Regions from separate parts of the Homo sapiens genome. Here region 2 is linked to region 1. A link is a loop called in an ENCODE intact Hi-C map of the cell type or tissue named here. Cell type or tissue: HepG2. All regions are shown on one strand. Each heading gives the region's core, and the rest is flanking DNA. Links, peaks and the distances in the headings are about the cores only.

The links. Hi-C counts contacts between places; a loop is a spot of excess contacts. Peaks named below come from ENCODE experiments on the same cell type or tissue, not always from the same donor. Only the 100,000 strongest peaks of a DNase experiment are listed, where the experiment ranks them.
Region 2: a loop joins it to region 1, with 17 times the contacts of the local background. A loop is called at or near these places in 4 of 110 quality-filtered maps.

Annotation. Positions count from the first base shown.
Region 1 is chr7:20,289,394-20,299,668 of GRCh38, reverse strand. It overlaps LOC101927769 (a long non-coding RNA gene), which reads right to left and starts at 2,961. Exons shown (of 5, transcript NR_110117.1): 1 at 2,910-2,961; 2 at 1,272-1,387. In HepG2, for the core only: no CTCF peak of the experiment used is centred there; no DNase peak of the experiment used is centred there.
Region 2 is chr7:20,168,382-20,178,656 of GRCh38, reverse strand. It overlaps MACC1 (MET transcriptional regulator MACC1), which reads left to right. Exons shown (of 7, transcript NM_182762.4): 2 at 7,879-7,943. Among named protein-coding and RNA genes, the nearest start is that of MACC1-AS1, 32 kb to the right of the region's middle. In HepG2, for the core only: a CTCF peak has its summit at 5,714 (motif pointing right); a DNase peak (open chromatin) is centred at 5,726.

The DNA of each region.
Region 1 (10,275 bases), core at 1,148-9,147:
GATGCTGTAGTTCATGCCTGAAATGTGAAGGCAATTTGTTGCCAGTATTCCCTCCTGCTCTGGGGCAAGTCAGTCTTTTACTCTTCTCAGGCTTTAAATTGATTGGATGAAACCCACTCATATTATGGAGGACAATCTGTTTCACTCAAAGTTCGGCAATGTAAATGTTAAATCTCATCTGAAAACATCATCATAGGAGCATCCAGAATAATTTTTGACCACATATCTGGGCAGTGCAGCCCAGCAAAGTTGACATATGAAATTAATTGTCACATAAGGAGGGAGAGGAGAAGAAATAGTCCAGCTTCTTTTTCTTCTCTCTCCCCTTCCTTTGGCCAGCTTCCCAGGACTGGCCAAAGGACTGGCCAGAACTGAATGAAGAATGAGTACAGGATCTGAGGGGCAAACTGAAGATGTCCTGCACATACTTCTAACTCATTTATCACAGGCTTGATTATTATTTTGAAAATGCCTTTTCTATTGTTAAAATTCTCATTTGGTTAGGTTGAGCAATATTATGACAGACTCTTGAATTTATTTTTTAAAATTATGCTAAAGACTTAGTGGTTTCTAAAATGATTTTCTAATGATCTTTGCTGAGATGGTTTCTCGTTAGACTAGAATAACATAACAATGTTTGTGTCACCAATGCAAATGCAGTTTTTACTAACCAATAAGAGCACTGCTAAAATTTATTTTCGGCTTAAAAGAAAATACTATTCTATCTAATTTTATATTAGATGGTCACCAGGAAGCTATGGTGACCATGAAGGCCTCCTGCTGTTTCTTAACTTCTAGCCCATGCCAGTTGGCTCCAGGCTTCAGGGGAATGAACAGTTGTTACAGTTAGCAACAGGCAGTATAGTAAGTATGACTAAATGTGGGGATTCTATTTTGACCACTTATCCCTCAGTGGGACCTGTGGGAATCCTATAGATGCTCATAAGAAACCCGTGGTTGATTAGTGGGATTGTGAGGAATGCTTGCTTCCATCTCTTTCCCCACAGGAGTTAGCTGAAATTCCCCAGTAGCCTCATAACACAAAGGTAGCCCCTTTCAATTCTAAGAGGGAAGAAATAGGGGTTTTCCAGGGGAAAGAAGAATCCCCTGTCTCTTCTACACCATTGTTCAAAATCATAAACAAAGAGACAAAATTACTCAGGTTAGGCCATGTATTTTGTACTTTACACCAGAACACATACCCTGCCATTTCAGAAACTACATCCAGGTAGTCCATTTTTATCAGTTTTGTGCATTAATTTCATTCTTACCGAACAGATTATGGCACTTTAAAAATGTTCTTCAGAAAGATTTCTTTTTCATAGGTGTCTCTGGTAATACTTGCTTCTTGCTTTTCACATTTTGCCACTTCTTCCAACTTCAAAATCTAAATTGGGAGAGCAAATACTTTGGTTAGCACAGACAATATTGCCAGACAGGGAAAATCATTTCTGCCAATGGAAATTTATGAAACCCAGAGGGGAAGCACACTCCTATTATGTTTGAGATGGAGAGTCATCAAATAGAATAATCTATAGGAAAGAATATAGAAAATGAAAATTGTTAGCAGTCTTCAATATCAATTCATTGGCATATATATTAGGGCATATTTTGGTACCACTGAAAAAAAGACTTAAAGTTGTATAAATGTATGGAGCAAACAGTAGGACAATGGTCTTACATAATATTTTATCTACACTTTAAAAAGCATTTTGTGAAAATTTTATTCTCATCCTAGAGTCTTTGTATTTATTACGGGTATAAGAAGCTATTGACGACCCTTACAAAGGCTTATTTGGGCATGAGAGGGTTCTGGAAAGATGGCAGAATAGAAAGCACCAGGCATCCATCTCCCCAGCCAGGCATCTACAGTGGCAGAATCTGTTCGATGTAACCATTTTGGAAATCTGGAATCGAAGGTTTGCAACTTCCAGGAGAAGACATGGATGGTAAATTATGGTTAACTTCAGTCAATGTCAGCTTTTAGCTTGACAGCAGCCACCCACCCCATACCCCCAGATTTGTGGCGGGCAGCTGTGCATGTGTTCTTGGAGCAGCTTACACAGGACTTGCAGGAGCCAAGGTGGGCAATAAGGATCCTATCCTCCAATACTGGAGATCTGTGTTCTAATCACTGATAGCTCCTTCTGATTATGGAAGTACAAACACCAGAGATGGGCATCTGTTACTGTTGTACTTCTCTGAACTTTTGGAAGCCCTTTTCCCTCCAGATGAAGTGACCTCCAGGAGATTTAAAGGGTCAGTATCCCATTCCCCATTCATTTGTCTCTTCTTTCCCTTTTGAGAGCCAGAAAAACTAGGATATTCAAAAGCAATTGCATATATGTGGAAAATTAGAAAGTCACCATAATGCTAGGAACAGGTGGAGGCTCAGAAAAGACCTTGTTTACACGTCAGCCTTATCCTCAGCACAGTAACAGCCTACAACACTCAAATCAAAACAAAACAAAACAAAAATCCGTAAGAAACGCTGAGGAGGGGAATAATCTGATTTCCAGAATTACCACACTACTAGATTTAAATGTCCAGTTTAAAAAAATCATAAGACAAACTAAGAAACAGGAAAGTATGTTTCATTCAGAGGAAAACATGAGCCAACAGAACTGATGGCAGATCTACCATACAAAAACTTTTTAAAAACAGTTGTCTTAAAGATGCTCAAATAACTAAAGAAAAACCTGGAAAAGCCAAGAAAGTTGATGTATGAGCAAAGTGGAAATATAAAGAGAAAGGAAATCTAAAAAGAAACTAAAAAGAAAGTCTGAAGCTAAAAAGTACAGTACAATAGTCCCCTAGTTATCTGTAGCTTTCTTTTCCAGTTTCAATTACCTTCGATCAACCATGGTCCAAAAATATTAAATGGAAAATTCCAAAAATAAAAAACTTACAAGTTTTAAATTGCATGCTATTCTGAATATGTTGGCGAAATCTTTCACTGTCCTACTCCATTCTGCCCAGGATATAAATCATCCCTTTGTCTAGTGTATCCACAGTATACTCTACCTGCCGTGAGTCACTTAGTAGCCATCTCTGTTATCAGATTGATCATTGTTGTATCATAATGCTTGTGTTCAAGTAACCCTTATCTTACTTAATAATGGACCCAAAGTGCAAGAGTAGTGAGGCTGGCAATTCAGATATACCAGAGAGAAACTGTAAAGTGCTTTCTTTAAGTGAAAAGGTGAAAGTTCTTGGCTTAATTAAGAAAGAAAAAAATTGTATGCTGAGGTTGCTAAGATCTGTTGTAAGAATGGATCTTCTAATTATGAAGAAGAAAAATACTTGTACTGGGTTTGCTGTTGCACCTCAAACTGCAAAAGTTGTGGTCACAATGCATTACAATCGTTTAGTTATGATGAAAAATGCATGAAATTTGTGGATGAAAGACATGAACAGAAATGTGTTCTGATTGATGACAATGGGGTTTGGTACTATCTTCAGTTCCAGGCATCCACTGCCTGAAACATCTCCCGTGGAAAATATAGGACCACTGCAACTCAGATGAAAAGTTTTCTAGAGAGATTCCAAGGAAGGTTTGAGAAGTCAAAAGAAGTAATTGGTAAACATGAAGATGGGATCATTGAAATTATTGAATCTGAAGAACAGAAATTTAAAAAGTAAACAAAGTACTAAGGAACCTGTGGTATACTATCAACCGGACCAGCATACACATCTTGGATATTCTAGAAGGAAAAGAGAGAGATAAAAAGTCACAGCATATTTGAAAATTTCCTGAATTTGATGAAGGAAATAAATACAAACATCTAAGAAGCTCCACTTGTATAAAGTACTTATCGTAGTCAAAATCATAAAATAGAAAGTAAAAAGGTGGTTGCCAGGGGCTGCGGGAAGGGAGAATGGGGAGTTATTGTTTAATGGGTACGGAGTTACAGTTTTACAAGATGAAAAGAATTTTGGAGATGAATGGTGTTGATGGTTGTTGCATGACAATATCAATATACAATTGATTCTTGAACAATATGGAGATTAGGAGTGCTGACCCAAAATATACCCACCAACACAGCCAAAAATCCAGATGTAACTTCTGACTCTGCCAAACTTAACTACTAATATCCTGCTTTTGACCAGAAACCTAACCAATAACATAAACAGTTGATTAACACATATGTTGTATGGTACATGTATTACATACTATACTCTTACAATAAAGTAAGCTAAAGAAAAGAAAGCATTTTTAAGAAAATTATAACAAAGAGACAATATATTTACTATTCATTAAGTGGAAGTGGATCATAATAAAGGACTTCATTGTCAATGTCTTCATGTTGTGTAGGCTGAGGAAGAGGAGGGTGAGGAGGGGTTGGTCTTGTTGTCTCAGGAGTGGCAGAGGTGGAAGAGAATACACATATAAGTGGACTCACATAGTTCAAACCCATGTTGTTCAAGGGTTACCTGTGCTAGCAAATTGAATTCAAGAGCCTATTAAAAGTATCCTTCACCATGATTAAGTGGGACTTATCCCTAGAATACAAGGATGGTTCAACATACCCAAATCAATAAATTTGACACAGCATATTAACAAAATGAAAGACCTGAAGACATTCATACTGGATGGCCATGAAATGGGAGGTATAGGTATTTGCTGAAGATGAGAGTGACAGTAATGATCTAGAGGACAATGTAGAGATTTAGGACTGTCCCTGAGGGCATATGAAAGGGAGTTTACCAGGAACAAACCAAATAAAAATGAAAGAATTGAATGAAATGACAAAAAACCATTAGGTATCTAAGTTACAGTCTGCTGTCAAGAGCCAATTAGAAAATGCAAGCACTTTGGCTACACCAAAAAAACCTGGAAGTTAAAAAAAAGTAGTAAATATAATAACAATTTTATTTAATTTACATTAATGTTTCTATCTATAATTCTGATGCACATATGAAAAAGTCAGTAGCATATTAACTTGCCATGAAAAGAATATGTCAGAAATGGAAAAAATGATCTTGATAATATATTGAAAACTTCCTATATTCCTGAAAAAATGAAATTATTAAACAATTTAGGAGCAAGTGCTGTAATTGGACTGAGTTTGAATCCAGACCTCACAACTTGCTAGGCAAACTACTGTATCTCTCTTCCTTTCTCTTTTATCTGTAAGATCAGAGAGAAAATAGTACCATTCTCAATGGAGTTTTGTGAGGACTAGGCAATAATGCAAAGTGGTTATTTTTTAAAACAATAGTTGACATATTAAATACTGAACAAATGTTTAAGTTATTTTTTATTTCTGATACTAATTGTAAAAAACAGTGAAGACAGAAATTTTTCTTTTCTCATGGGAGGGTCATACACATATTTCTCTTGTTCCTGCTGTGCTAACTTTTGTTGGCTTATGTAAATGCTCCTTTGACCATGCAACACTGAGTGTGGCCAACAATAAAAAGGGGTGCTTCCCTTTGGGCTAAGTGCAGGGCCTAGTTCTAGTAAAGAAAAAAGAAGAAGAAAAGACTTTTATTAGTCCACATTTTTCAAGATAAATCACAGTACTTGCCTGAATTTCCAAGGGAAAAGGAGGTTATGATTAACATATAGTTTTATTCTACTAGAAATCAGTACTTCAATGAGTAAAGCTATGACTTTCTAAAAAAGTAGAACGGAGAGTAAAAGTCATTTTTCTAACTTCCCAAATAGTGAATGAAGGTAGAAGCAAGGAAATAATGGATCAAAAGACACAACAGTGAGGTTTTGTATGCTGGGAAGAAGTACACACGACATGGCATGATTTAAGCCACATTTGGAAAATTCTTCAAAAATTATTTTTTCTTTGATCTGATACTCGAGAAGTTAGGTTTGACTATGCTTCTTCTATGCCTCAGGTTCCTTAGAAATTTTTCTACATTGTGAGCATTGTCATTTATTTATTGATTTTTTTTTTTTTACAATGACCTAGTGGTATACTCATGTTAATAGGGCTCTGTGGCTAGCATCTATGGAGATATATCAAGAAAGAAGGTGTAATACAAGACACTGTACTTGAATCATTGCATAACTCCTTCCCTATCATGGAACGGAGGAACAGATACCATGTAAGAAAGCAGTATGGTAGACCAGCAGGTATGTTAAATAAAGAATTAGAAGACTTGGCTTAGATCCAGCTCTGTGACTTCACTCAAAAATCAACCAGCCTCTCAAGGCTTCAGTTTTCTCACAGATAAAAGGTCATAGCAATACCTGCTCCTGGAGTTGCGAGGTTCAGATGGAGTAATGTATTGTGAAAGCAGTTTGTATCTGAAATGCTATAAAATATTATGATAATGTTTATTAATATCCGGTTTTAAAAGAAATTTCCACTTTAAGATCTGATTCTACGAAGAAAATTTCCATCTTGTAAAAATATCAACATCAAAATTAAATTTTCAAAAACACGCAGCAAATACTTTCCATCTTTTTTTAAACAACAACAAAAAAACCCTGAAAACATAAATGTTCACAAGTTCCTGGTGATTCTTCAGTTCTTTATAGTTAAAATCTTATGGATGTAAGTTTTCAAAAATAATCAGAAAATTTCATTAAAAGTAGCAATCTGAGTATATGTGCTTACCTCTCCTGTTTCCGCAAAGGCCATTGAAATGACAAAAAAATATACAACCGAAAGAATAAAATCCCCAACTACTCTGGGACATAATACAGACAGACAGCATAAGGATTTCTGCAAATTAGGAAGAATTTGTATTTAATCTCAAGGAGACACAAGAACAAACACATGGATTAAATGATCCTGCGGTAGACACAGAAAAGTACCGGTAAAGGAAAGTCAAAGTGATTGATTTTTCTCCAATGCATCCTAGAGAGTCGAATCTCGTAGACATCAAGCACTGGATGGTGTTGACTTTCAGGATACTATCAACTTTCTGAGAGAACAGCTTTATAAAAATAACAAGAATCTTCTGGGAGTGGAGAAAAAAAGAAGGTCTTCTAAAGCATGTGCTGGGGAGGATGGAAGTATTTTCACAATGCATTTAAGGTCTCAGGGGTAGGGGGAGAATTCAGTCAGCACAGTTTTTCAGCTTCCACACTATTAAAATTTTGGACAGGACAACTCTTGGTTGCAGATGGTTGTCCTGTGCATTGTCGGATGTTTAGCAACATTTCTGGTCTGGACCCACCAGAAGCCAGAAGTTCCCTTCCCACCTCCTATCAACTGTGATAATGAAGTATGTCTCTGGAAATTGCCTGGGGTAAATATCCACCTGCCCTAACCCCACCCCATCCTACCCCAAGTTGAGAACAGTCAGCCTAGCAGAGTAGGTTGATAAAGTCTTCATCTTAGAATTAAAACATCCTTTGTTCTTTCTTGAGTACTCTTGGAGGCGGGGGGTGTCCCTATTTGTCTGATTGATTCTATTTATGCTCCCCAAAGAAAAAGCCACTGACACAACCCTCAATTCAGATAAATATTTTTCCGTTATTTCTTCTTTATTTTCTTCATCACATTTTTCCTGTTGTCTGCATCTGGAACTCGAGTTGAATGTCAAAGGAGCATATGTACGTTAGCCACATGGCTGACTTTCCCATATAATCTACTCCCTTATTGTTTTACTTTAGTATTTAGAGAATTTATTACACTCTGTCTTCTGGGTTATTTGTTCAGTCTTTATTTAGGTCCATTCTATTAGTCAACTTTTATATTAAATATTTTATTTTAGTAATTTTGTTTTTAGTATATAGGTATTCTAATTTCTCCTTTTCTGAGGCAGCCAGCTCTTGTTTTGTGGATGTAATACTCTTTTGAATCTTAGTGTGGACAATGATTTTTAAAAGTTTTGAAGTTCTTCTTTGTTTCATGTATTACCTGTTTCCTCCAAATCTAGATGTTTAGATGTTTGCTTTATTTGTCTTGATCTTTGTCTTGCATGCTGTTGGTTTTTCTCAAATATTTTGTAATCCTTGGTGATCCCTTCCTAATTTTTCTCTGTTACTAGAATGACTGGTAGTCAGATGCTATGAGTTTCCTCTACAGTTCTACAAGTGTGTTTCTACAGTGGGCCTTTCACCTGATGGAAGGGCTATTGTGGGCACTGTGTCAGTGAGGGGAAGCTATTGCCTTACACACTTTCTCTCAGGATTGGTTGGCACAAAGTAGACAAGCAGTCAAGGGTTCTCACGTTTGGTAAAAGAAGAAAAAAATGCCATTGAGTGTAGAGAGCTTTAGTATATCTTACTGTCAAACGAAGTTGTCTTTCCTTTTGAAAATCACTTCCTCCTCATCCATTGTGGACTTTCTCAATGTTTTTCAGAATTGCCCTCTCTGACATTGATCCTTAACACAAGTCCACTCAAAAAAGATCCCACATTTTGTTTTCAGAGTGCATTGTAAACTTTATCCTAGAGGCAAACTACTATAGCTAACAGCTACAGTTGTATAATGGGGATGGAGAAAGCTATTTCTGCTCCAGTTACAAGAATATTTTTAATTAAATCATCTTTATTTACTTTGGTTAATTAATTAGTTAATATATAAATATATAGTAGTATAATTAGTTGTAAATTAGTATCATAAATTGGATCATAACTCCTCAATTCATTTTTCATCTCTGTGCTCATTCAATCTGAGCTTGGAGTTTTTCTGCACCTCCACCAGGAAAAGTTCTCACTGCAATAGATTTTTTCTGTAGACTGTGAGTTTCTCTCTTTTGGTTTCTGTGTCATTCTTATCCTTTCTACTTTCTATTTATGGAAATCCCTCAACATTTTTGGTCTACTGCTGATACCCTTTTCCTTGTGATTATAATTATGTAACTTCTTTTTTTCATCATTTCAAAATGACTTTGTGAGAAAGGGTATGTAATAATTGAGATCCATCGCATGCAAAACAGCCCCAAGCAGATCTCTCACTGTTCCTGAGACAATTCTCCGATTTCAACCTGTGGAACTTTATCTCTCCATCTTTCTGAGCTGTTACCCTTCGCTGAAATCCTATATTGTTTTGCCAATTATTTTCCATCCTTTAAAGCCCAAGTTAAATTTAATGTCCTTTAAGAAATCAGCTCTTATAGCCACTTTTCCCCCAATTAATTATTATTTTCTCAACTGAACTGGTAAAACACTCATTATTTCTTACTTATTTGGCATTTATCATGCTTATGTTAACTCTGAAGCTTAGTTACCTTTCCAGGTCTACATACCTATCTTCCTGAAAGAATGTCTGCCTTTTGGAAGCAAGTACCCACAAAGAGTTTTAAAACCATTATTGTTAAATAGCCAATGCCTTATTCAAGACAGGTGCTCAAAAATTATCCTAAAAATAATCTACTTTCTTTTAAAAATCCTATAATTATATTGCATCATGTATCACAAGAGAATTTTACTGTTACTAAGTATTTCACTTGGGGACAATGTGTTTAACATTTCCACAGGGATGGGAAAAAAAGGCTGGATTTCCAGTTTGGTTGATTTAGTTTTGCAGCAAACTAATTTTTTATTTTATTTTATTTTATTTATTTATTTTTATTTACTCAGTTTTATTTTTCAATATTGCTATACTGCATTTATAGAGAAAACAATTGAAACAAAATAAAACCGTTAGGTAAATTAGTGGGTTTAAATATTACCGAAGAGGAAATTCACTAGTTTTCTAGTCAGTGGGACTTACCAAGACACACAACTTGTGTCTGAATTTAAATTTACATAATTAAGACAAGACTCAACTTTCTTGAAAATATGTAAGATTGTATTTTGGGGTGAATTAAATCCTGTGAGATATCATATAGAAAACATTTTGATCAGTGTCCTGCAAAACAATTCTTAAACAGTTCTGAATAACATGAGCCTTATTCCTTTTTGGTCAGAAATTAAATTGCTCCAATGTAATTAGCTAGATTTTAAGCACGGTTTTGTTTTTCTGCTAAGAAAGCATTTGTGTACTATATCCTTGCTACCCAAGCTATTATTTCATGTTCATGTCTCAGAAGCTTTAATGTGCACAGGAATCACAGGGGAATCATGTTAAAATGAAGTTTCTTATTTGGTAGTTAGGAAAGAGACTTGAAATTCGAAATTTTAATAAGCTTCCAAGCTGGGCCAATATTGCTCGTGTCCAGGCCACACAACTGAATAGCAAAGCTGTAGATGATACACCTATTATATTTATTCAAATATACCATGCAATTGGCACATTTTCCATTTCATAGTAAGAGACTTATTGTTTAATAGAGAATGCATTCATTAAATAGAATTGAATTAAAAATATATGCATAAACAGCTCTGTGTTGAAAGAAATTTATATCTGAATTTTT
Region 2 (10,275 bases), core at 1,541-9,540, 120 kb after region 1:
TTGCACTCCTGCCTGGGCAACAAGAGCGAAACTCCATCTCAAAAAAACAAAAACAAAAAGGTTAATCTGCATAGGTGTACTCCATAGTGAAACTAAAGACTCTCAAGAATTTAGAGAAGTTCTTTAAAATTTAACAGAATGATAAAAAACTGCCTACAAAAGAACACCAACCAGACTGTTGAAGCTGTCTCATCAACACTAATACATGCCGAAAGATAATGAAATAATGTCTTCAAAATGTTGAAGGTATACAACTGTAAACCTTGTTAATTCAGGACAAAAGCATAGAACATAAGAATAATGATGACCACAGAATTGTATAAAATGTAGGCATAAATTGAATCAATTATTCTCTGGAGTGTGTGTGTGTGTGTGTGTGTGTGTGTGTGTGTGTGAAATAAGATTAACATTCTGGGCAGCAATAATAGTGTGAAATTTTTCAATAAGCAGATATTTTTATGATCATTTTTTGTTTTAGAGTATTAGTAAGAAACATAAAATAAATTTATACATTCTTATGAATATTTATAAGTAAGTAGGTAAACTGAGATCTTAAAACTTACTACAAAATGTGTAGAGTTTAAAAACCTGGAATTGGGAACAAGAGGAGCTATTGAACATTTTATTCATCTAATAGAAGGAGGAAATAAATAAAAGTAAAAAAGTAAACACAAAATAAGGTAATGGAGATAAATTTAAAAATCATGTTTTTAAATGATTTTAAAGGGATGGAACTCAACTATTTAAAGGTGAAGACTGCCAGTCAGTGTGAATTGTTTAAAAAAGTCCAACAATTTGGGGCTGGACAACCAGTCAAATGGTTGAAATAAGAAGATGGGAAAAAATATGTCAGGTAAATACTTTATTTCATTGGATTTATGACTTCCCCTGTAAGATGCATTATTATTTTATATAATACCAAAAAAAAAAAAACAACAAAGGCAGCTAAATTCTGAAATTAATTGCATATGCATCATGATTTCAGATATATTAAACTGTGAAAAAAGTGCGTTAAAATGGTAAAGCACAATAATCAAAATAAAGTTTGTATAGCAATATTAATATCACATAAAATATAAATTAGAACAAAAAAGCACTTATAGGGATAAAGAGAAACACCAGAGAAAAACAAAGAAAAAATCCTAAGAAAATATAACCTTCACATACTTATATGGTTTAACAGCAAAGCCCTGAACTGTTTAATATAGGAAGCACAAACTGACTGAATTACAAGAGACTGAGACAATTTCAAAATCATGGTGGGAGATTTTATCACATCAACAGAAACTTAAAAATTAAACAGGTATAAAATAGTTACAAGAATAGAGTGTATTTGAACAGCATAGTTTAAAAAGTTGATATAATTAGATACAAAGAGACAAATTTCAGGCCAAATGTTATCATTTGTTATTTAATTTCAGACATTCTGTGCTTGTGTATTTCCGGTTTTTTGACTTTTTATTTTAAACTAATCATAGAGTCCCAGGAATTTGGAAAGATAGTACAAAATCCTATATACCTTCCATCTAGTTCCCCTAAAGGGACCATCTTACATAACTGTAGCACAATATCAAAACCAGGAAATTGACACTTGTACAAGGTGTGTATGTATAGCTCTTTGACATTTTATCACGTGTAGATTTGTATAACTGCCAGTGCTATTAAGATACAAAACCAGTTCATCACTACAAAGATCTCCCTTGCGGTACCCCTTTATAGTTACATCCACTCCTCTTCCCTTCACCATCCCTATTCTCTGGCACCACTAATCTGCTCGCCATCACTATAATTTTATCATTTAGAGTATGTCATGTAAATGAAATCATACCTTATGCGACTGGCTTGTTTCACACAGCATAATGCCTGAGATGTATCTAAGTTGTTGCATGTGTTAATAGTTTCTTTCATTTTATGGTTGAGTAATATTTCACGGTATGGGTGTAACACAGTTCTTTAAATCATTTACTCACTGAAGGACATTTTGGTTGTTTCCAGTTTGGGGCTATTAAATACTAAGCTGCTATAAACAATTGTGTAAATACATTTCTATGAAAATAAGTTTTCATTTCTCTGGGATAAACATCCAGGGTGATTGCTGGGCACATGGCAAGTTTATGTTGAATTTTTAAAAGACATTGCATAAGGCTAATCTTTTAAATTAACTATTATTTTATCCCTATTTTCAGAGAACTGAGAAACATGATGATTAGTAATACAGGCTTTGAAAACAATAGACTTGATCAATTCAATACGGGTTGAATCTGGCACTGCCATCATCAGCAGTGAGACTTGACAGATTAATTAACCCTGCTACAGTTCTATGCCATTTTATCTCATGTATAGACTTCTCTTTTATTTTTACGAGTTTTATTGAGGTATAATTGATGAAGATTGTATATATTTAAGATGCGCAACATGATGTTTTATGTATATGTTGTAAAATGAAGTTAAATTATACTCTGACCATAAAACAATAGTCTATTCAGAAACCTAAAAATATTCTCTATTAATAAGTTTTGAGAGAACATTTGTTGTACTTAGTAATTTTTTTACAGTTTACAAATCACTATCATCTTTAATATCTCTGACTTGATTTCCACACCTGCCCTATGAAATGGGCACCACAGCATAAACAGAGGCTCAAGAGGTGCAATAATACTGAAGGATATCGAAGAGGTCAGTTGTAGAACCCACTTCTAACACTGATCTCTGATTTTCAGTGTTGTCTTTTCTTTGTAGCCTACAATGGAAATATTTTTATTATTGTTCCAGCTTTATATTTGCTATATTCCAAATAGTTCTAAGGAATTGATTTAAGGCTGCTCCAGCTTCACCGTCAGCAAACATATTAGCATTAGGTTTTATCACTGGGGCCAAGAGTCATGTTAAAATGCTATTTCTTCATCCAAGTAAAGGATAAGAAGGAGAAATAGAAGAAAAGCCTGCTTTCAAGATTAAACACTGTGACAGTCTTCTGGTGACAGGATGAAATGTTACCTAAAATTTTTCTTGGTTATTTACCAGTGCCAGAGGCACAAAACCCCCTAATATATGAATATATAGATATATAGTTTCATGAACATATATGCATATATGCAATTATATGAAAATGCTAATTTTGCAATACATTTGAAAATATATCAAGAGTTATATATATTAGATGCAGATATCTTTGAAAATAACCTATAAGTGTTTTTTTATGTTCTATTGCTTGATCAATTTTTTAAATCTGCCTTTGCCTGTCATATTTTAAAGTTGATGATCCATGAAAAAGAAGAGAAAAACCAAAACATTGATTAAATATGTGTATATATTTTGTACATATTCACACACATTTATTTTATGATATTGGTGGTAACAGATTTCTTTTAATGGTTGTTGGAATAATGGATAGTTTGGAAAATAATGCCATAAATTTTGCATCATATACCAAAATAAAATATTGCCGGGTTAAAGAGTTCATCAAAAAAAGTTAAAGCCATAAGGAATCAGAAGCTAATATAAGTTAATATTCATTTTATCTCAGAGTAGATGATATCTTTCTAACCATAAATATAGAAACAGAGGCCAAGTCAGAAAAGATTTATAGATTTGTCAACATAAAATTAGAATATGACATAAAATATCGTAAATAAAATAGGAGAACTGAGAAGATACTGGGAGATGATATTTGGGATATGTGATATACAACATATGAAGGGTTGATATATTTAGTATTAGAATATTTTTCAAGTTCATCAACAGAAAACTGGGAAAATGGTAGTAAAGGATTTTGCAAAAGCAATACAAAATAACAAATACATTTTTTTAAAATTTAAGGATGTAAATTGTTCTTGAAAGGCAAAGGGAAAAGAGTATTTAAATTAATGTTGATACCGTGAATAGTCATACACAAATGTGAACATTATTTTGCATTCAGAGATACCCACACAGTACATGCTTTTACTATATGCTTTATATTTTCCTTTTTAATAATATTTTATGTGAATAGGGAAATGCCATTTGAAATAATACACACAAAACAAAACATCAATAGTAGATTTTGGGGGTGAGAATTTTATTTTATTCTCGTACTTTTCTTTATTAAAAAACTCTGCAAGCTGTATATGTTTGTATACCCACACAAGGCATTATACCATATAAAATCTTTTATACCTTGCTTTTGCCCATAACATTATAATATCTGCAATTTCCCATATAGTTATATTTTTATAACATTGATTTTGCTGGGGCCATGAAATTTAGTTAACCATTTTAAAATTTCTTTCTCATACCTGAATTCAAACAGTAGATTCATTGTATTTGATCCTAGAAGTTTTAAAATGAACTTCTCACATTCCTTCCCCTGAAATATTTAAGTTTTGCCAGATGCTGATTGGGGAAAGCTTCCCAACACGATTCTTACAGATGAGCTGTCATCTTATTCACTGACAAATTCTGTCTCTTTGTCTTTATACACATATTGCATTATCATTTAATTTTAATAATTACACCAATATTTATTCATAACTTATTCTAGAATTATGCTAAGTGCTGGGGTCCAAAGAGGATTGAGAAAGTCCCTGTGATTCAGGCAACCTCAGATCATCAGGAAGTCACACTTAAGTGCTGAATGTTGTTGTCTGTTCATCCAACTAACCATCCATGAACTTACCTACTTCTTTGAAACCATACACCCAAACCAATTTTTATGAATCAAATCTGAATCTATATACCCAAAGGAAGCAGTTGTCCACGTTATGAACATACTCATGTGACGCAACTGCTCCTCAAAAGACAGGAGAGTTCCTTTAGCCTCACTTTCAGAGCTAGTTTCCCCATCATACCCAAGAGCATCAATCTCAGTGACCCCAGCCAGTACTAAAACAGGTTCATGGCACCATCATTTAAATGAATTTATTACATTTCAGAGACTACTGGTTAGTTGGGCCAAGATGGTATGTGGCTAGGACCCAAGATCAGATTGTCCATTAGCACAATAGGTTTGAAGCAGATAATGCTAGGCAAACACACAATTTTATGAGTGGCTGAGGTCGCACTCTATTTGCAACCCACTTTTTGCATAAGCTAGAGGCAGAACAAGGACTTATGCCAAAGGCAACCTTTACATCACCTTACTATCCAGAAGTGTCACTATCTAGATCTTACAATTCAAAGGGAAAGAAAAGACAAAGATATTGACCCTGACAATCACACTAAGGGAGGAAGAATTTGTCCCTAAAACCTGGAACAAAACTAATCTTTCCTATAATCACAAGGCTATACTAGAAAGGGCCATGCCCCAAGAAAGAGAGCTGTAAATTTTTCCTTTATCATAGTGAAATCCTATGTCTAGCACATAGTCCCGAGACATGTTTGTGCCAGGGTAAGGATGGGCATCTTCAGCTGCCATATATTTTATTATGTTTAATAATATGTTTTTAGAAAACAAAGCAAAACATGTATATTATCACCTCATAATTATGATTTGGTGGCTCTCAATTTATCTCCCAGAAACTTTTTATAAAAATAAATGAAGCCTGGGATCCATCTCGGATTTTTGGGATGATTTCTGGGCATCTGTATTTTTAAAAATAGCTCTGAAATTGATTTTGATGCAGAGGAATGGTTGAGAACCCCAATTTTATACTAAACTGTTTAGGGAAAATGATAAGGAGGTAGAAAGCAAGAACAGGACAAAACTCCTAAACAGCAGTCCAGGAAGACCCCAACCTGGCACCAGGTGGTGCTGTGGGGACAACTCTGAGGCTTTTTCCCGTCTCCCCAGCTGATCACAAGGAACCCACTAGCTTCCCCAGAGCAGCACAGGCTCTCAGCAAGGAGATAGGCTCCTGACCTTGAGTATTCCACCTGCATTAAATAAAGGGGAGATGGAGGAAAAAGGAGAGGAAGAGCTCCTTCTTGGAGAGGTTCACTGTCACTTTGGGCGGTTAAGTGATGGGGTTCAACTTTTAGGTCAATTGAAAGAATTAAAAATGACAGTGATGGACAATTCTGCCTATTCTATTCTGAATGGTTTCTTTTGTATTTTATTTTGTATTTTATTCTGTTTCCACTAGAATTTAACACCTGAAAGTAGAATAACAAAACATAATTAATTTAAACATGAAATTAAAGTCATTCCTATATAGCTCAAATATATATGTGTGTATATATGTGTGTATATATATGTGCGTATATATATTTATATATTTTATTTTCTCCCTCATGATGGTTTAAAATACTTTAAAAATCCATACAGATAGAAAAGAGATTTACATTGAATATTTTACATTCTTTATGTTGGACTACGTACTTATATACTAACATGTTCCTGTAACTGTGGTAACCAGCCATCCTGGTTTGCTCCGGACTGAGAGGTTTGGATTTTAAAACAGGGCAGTCCTGGGCAAACCCAGATCAATGGCAGCTCACCCTGCTTGTAACCCGTATGTTCATTTGGGCAGCTGTGTTTTCCTTTTATTCCTGCTGTTAAGTTGGACTCAATGCCTCTTATTTTACACTATAAATGTTTCCTGAATCAGTGAGTAACATGGATTTTTCTGAAGATTGTGTGGGAGAACTAGATATTAGGGTTGACAATGCATACCTCTCAGTATTTCCCTCAGAATATTCTCATTAGTTATGTCTTTTTATTTCGTATTTCCCTTCTAGGCTACAATCACTTGTCCCAATCCTCAGTCTCCTCAGTTGGTTTCCTTTCTTACCCAGGGCAGTTTTCCTCTCTCAGCTTTTTCCTCCAGACTTCTTGTAACTCACATCATCACTTGATACCGTGTTGAAATAAGTGAAATTTTGAAGATGTAATTGTCTCTGTGAGGCCGAGGTGGGCAGATCACCTGAGGTAGGGAGTTCGAGACCAGCTTGACCTATATGGTGAAACCCTGTCTCTACTAAAATTACAAAAATTAGCTAGGCGTGGTGGTGGGCATCTGTAATCCCAGCTACATGGGAGGCTGAGGCAGAAGAATTGCTTGAACCTGGGAGGTGGAGGTTGCAGCGAGCTGAGATCACACCACTGCACTCCAACCTGGGCGACAGAACGAGACTCCATCTCAAAAAAAAAAAAACAGATATAATTGTCTCTAAGAAAGAAAATAATCAGCCGGGCGTGGTGGCTCATGCCTGTAATCCCAGCACTTTGGGAGGCCGAGGCAGGCGGATCACAAGGTCAGGAGATCGAGACCATCCTGGCTAACACGGTGAAATTCCGTCTCTACTAAAAATATAAAAAAAAATTAGCTGGGCGTGGTGGCGGGCACGTGTAGTCCCAGCTACTCAGGAGGCTGAGGCAGGAAAATGGTGTGAACCTGGGAGGCGGAGCTTGCAGTGAGCCAAGATAGCGCCACTGCACTCCAGCCTGGGCGACAGAGCAAGACTCCACCTCAAAAAAAAAAAAAAGAAAATAAAATAATCTTCCAGTTTCTAGTAATCAGAAATCAGTGGAGCATTAATAATAACAAAAATACTTTTGTTCAGCTGAATCATATATATGTCTATATCAATATCCATCTTTCTCTATCAGTTGTCTATATTTCTGAATAGATATATGCACACATGTATGCGCATTAGTATTTTTCAAGTCACTGCTTTGACAAAGAGTTCATACTGTTGCACACCGTTCTGTTTACAAAAATAACAAATGGAAACAGTGTGATTCCCTGAAACATTAGAAACTAGATGTAATCAATTGTTGAGAATTTAAGGGAAATTCCTGCTGTATGAATTGGATGGTGTGGTGTAATGAGTCTCTCTTTAATCTTACCCATTCTACCAAATTTTATTCATAAGCTCTTTCTCATAGCAAACGTTAGTGCATAAACATTCTGTTTTCACTTAACAGTGACCAAAGATTCATGTTTATTCTCTTTCAAGTAGGTAGCCTTGTCAGATGATATGCAAATGATTCACATCAGTGTTTGAAGTTCAAACCAAGGAAAACTGTGAGTATACACAAAATGTCAGAGTGTTTTTCTCTTGGCAAAGAATGCTGGGAATCTTACGATTAATTCCATACAGTAACAACTCAGCAAGTGTTGGCTAAAAATACTTGCTTTTACTGCAAAAGTACTAACACAAATCTAATTTTAAACGATACAATAATTTTTACATTTTCCCCTTCAGAGAGGTGAAAAGTATTGTCAAGTTGAATAATCTGTTAAGCTAAAATGACAAACTTTCACAGTGTTTATTCTGTTTCCTCTTTTCCAATATTCTTTACATATCTTTGTCAGTAACCACTCATTACATTGTCTAAGACCAACGGAATTGGCACAGAAGTGAAAAACAGAGAAGAATTATCATTTTAAGCAGCAACTGATGTTCATTGGGGATTTATGTTATTTCAATATTTACAACAATTTTTTAAAAAAGCTTTATTGAGATATATTTCACGTATCATTGTAACCACTTTTTGAAGACAATATTTTACCCTCATTTTGTAGATGAGGAAATGGTGCTCAGACCAGTGAATTCATTTCTAAGCATTGGTCTGAAGTTACGTCTGTCTATTTTCAAAGACTGCGTTCTTTCTATTGCACTCCAGTGCCTCTGCTGTGATGAGTCCAGTCACTCTTTTGGCAGGAATCATGGCACTGGTAAAATTTTCTATGAAGGGTGAAGAATAGGATACAGGGTCCCAAGACACAACTTGTAAGCTATCAGAGATTGGAGTCTCAAGACATCTGATTGAGAGGAGAAGATTCTTGAATGGGCCCAGTTGGCAAAGTTATTTCTATATGCACTGGAATAACCAGGAGGGAGAGACCAGAGGAAAAGCAAGGGGTCCTCTTGTGCCACTTTTTATACAGTATTTCATTTGATCCTTATGAACAGCATGTGGGGTTATTATATGTTGATAGTAATACTAATTATTACCTATTTTAGTTTAGTTCTTTACAGATGATAAGTAGAGTTCCAGAAATGTTCAGTATCTTTCCAAGTTTATACTAGAAGGACTGTAACCAGAGAATTGTAACTCCAAAGCCTATATTCTTTCTACTTTACAAAAATGCATTTACATAAAAGAAAGGAAAGACATTGCTGACTGATGACAACCAGTGAGGTCTCCTGATATACTGTCAAGTGTTCTAGGAAGCAGTGGAGCTTTGCAGAGAAAACAAATACAGAATTTGGCTCAGTTTGCTAGAAAAGACCATGCAAGTGAGGACCCTACAGTTACAGCTTTATTAGCCACACTATAAACCCACGTCTTGTCCACCCCTTCTGAATTGGGGGTTGATCTTTATACCTTTTGAAAAGTACAACCCAGAACACGTTTTTTGCACTGAAGGGTACAGGAAAGAAAAATGACTGCAGGTCCATAACTACACAAAGTCATATCCAACTACTCTTGCAATAATTAAACTTGTCCAATCCCAGGGACAAGATTTGTAGCTAATTTATTTCTCAGAGTTTGCTTGAAACATCTATTGCTTAAAGTTAAACCTGAGAGACATATCACTGGGAATATTTTATGGCAACAGTGGGGATTAGGTAAAAGAAGTCATTAAATGTTTTTCACAATGAAAGTACTACAGCTTTGCTCTGTGGCCTTGAAAGTTGGAAATGTATGCTCTTGTGTGGGAGCAGTAACAAAACTGTTTCTGAGGAAAACTGCAGTCCCTATCATGGCACAGCATGCAGAAGTAGAATGATCTTCTGCTCAGGCTACATTTTAGCTACTCATCTCAATTGTCATCTCAAATTTACTCATCTCAATTTTCACAAGAGAACGTGACTCCTATCTTTAACTTAGTGAATTGTTTGGGTCTTCAAAAGAAAAAGCTGCTCTGGATCTTAGGCCTAGAATGTCTCAGTCAGCTCTGACTTGAAAAGTGGAAAGGGAAACTCTGTTGAGAGGAACCAAGCATAGTGGGCTTTACTGGACTAGGTCCTGTCCTTTTGGGATTGTAACCTGACATGTGTGCTTATCTTAGAATAGGGAGGCAGATAGCTGTCTAGCTGGGCCCACTCTTCTCCACCTGACTTGACAGAATTGCCTTTGGGTGAGATGACATCAACACACATTAAGAAAGAGCTCCATTAAAGAGATTTACTGTTGAACATACTGTAAAAGGTGGGACCGAGGATACTGTCCCCAGTAGTTACATGCTCCTCTTCACCCCTCTTTATTCCAGGTATTGCTGGTGCTGCTGTTAAGTGGCTTCTTTGTGTTCTATGATCACTGTGAAGCTTGTAACTAATCATGTTTACCTTATTTTGGTCACTTTCAGAAAGTGGAGAGCCAAATGTGTGGACTACTGCTAATAGGTA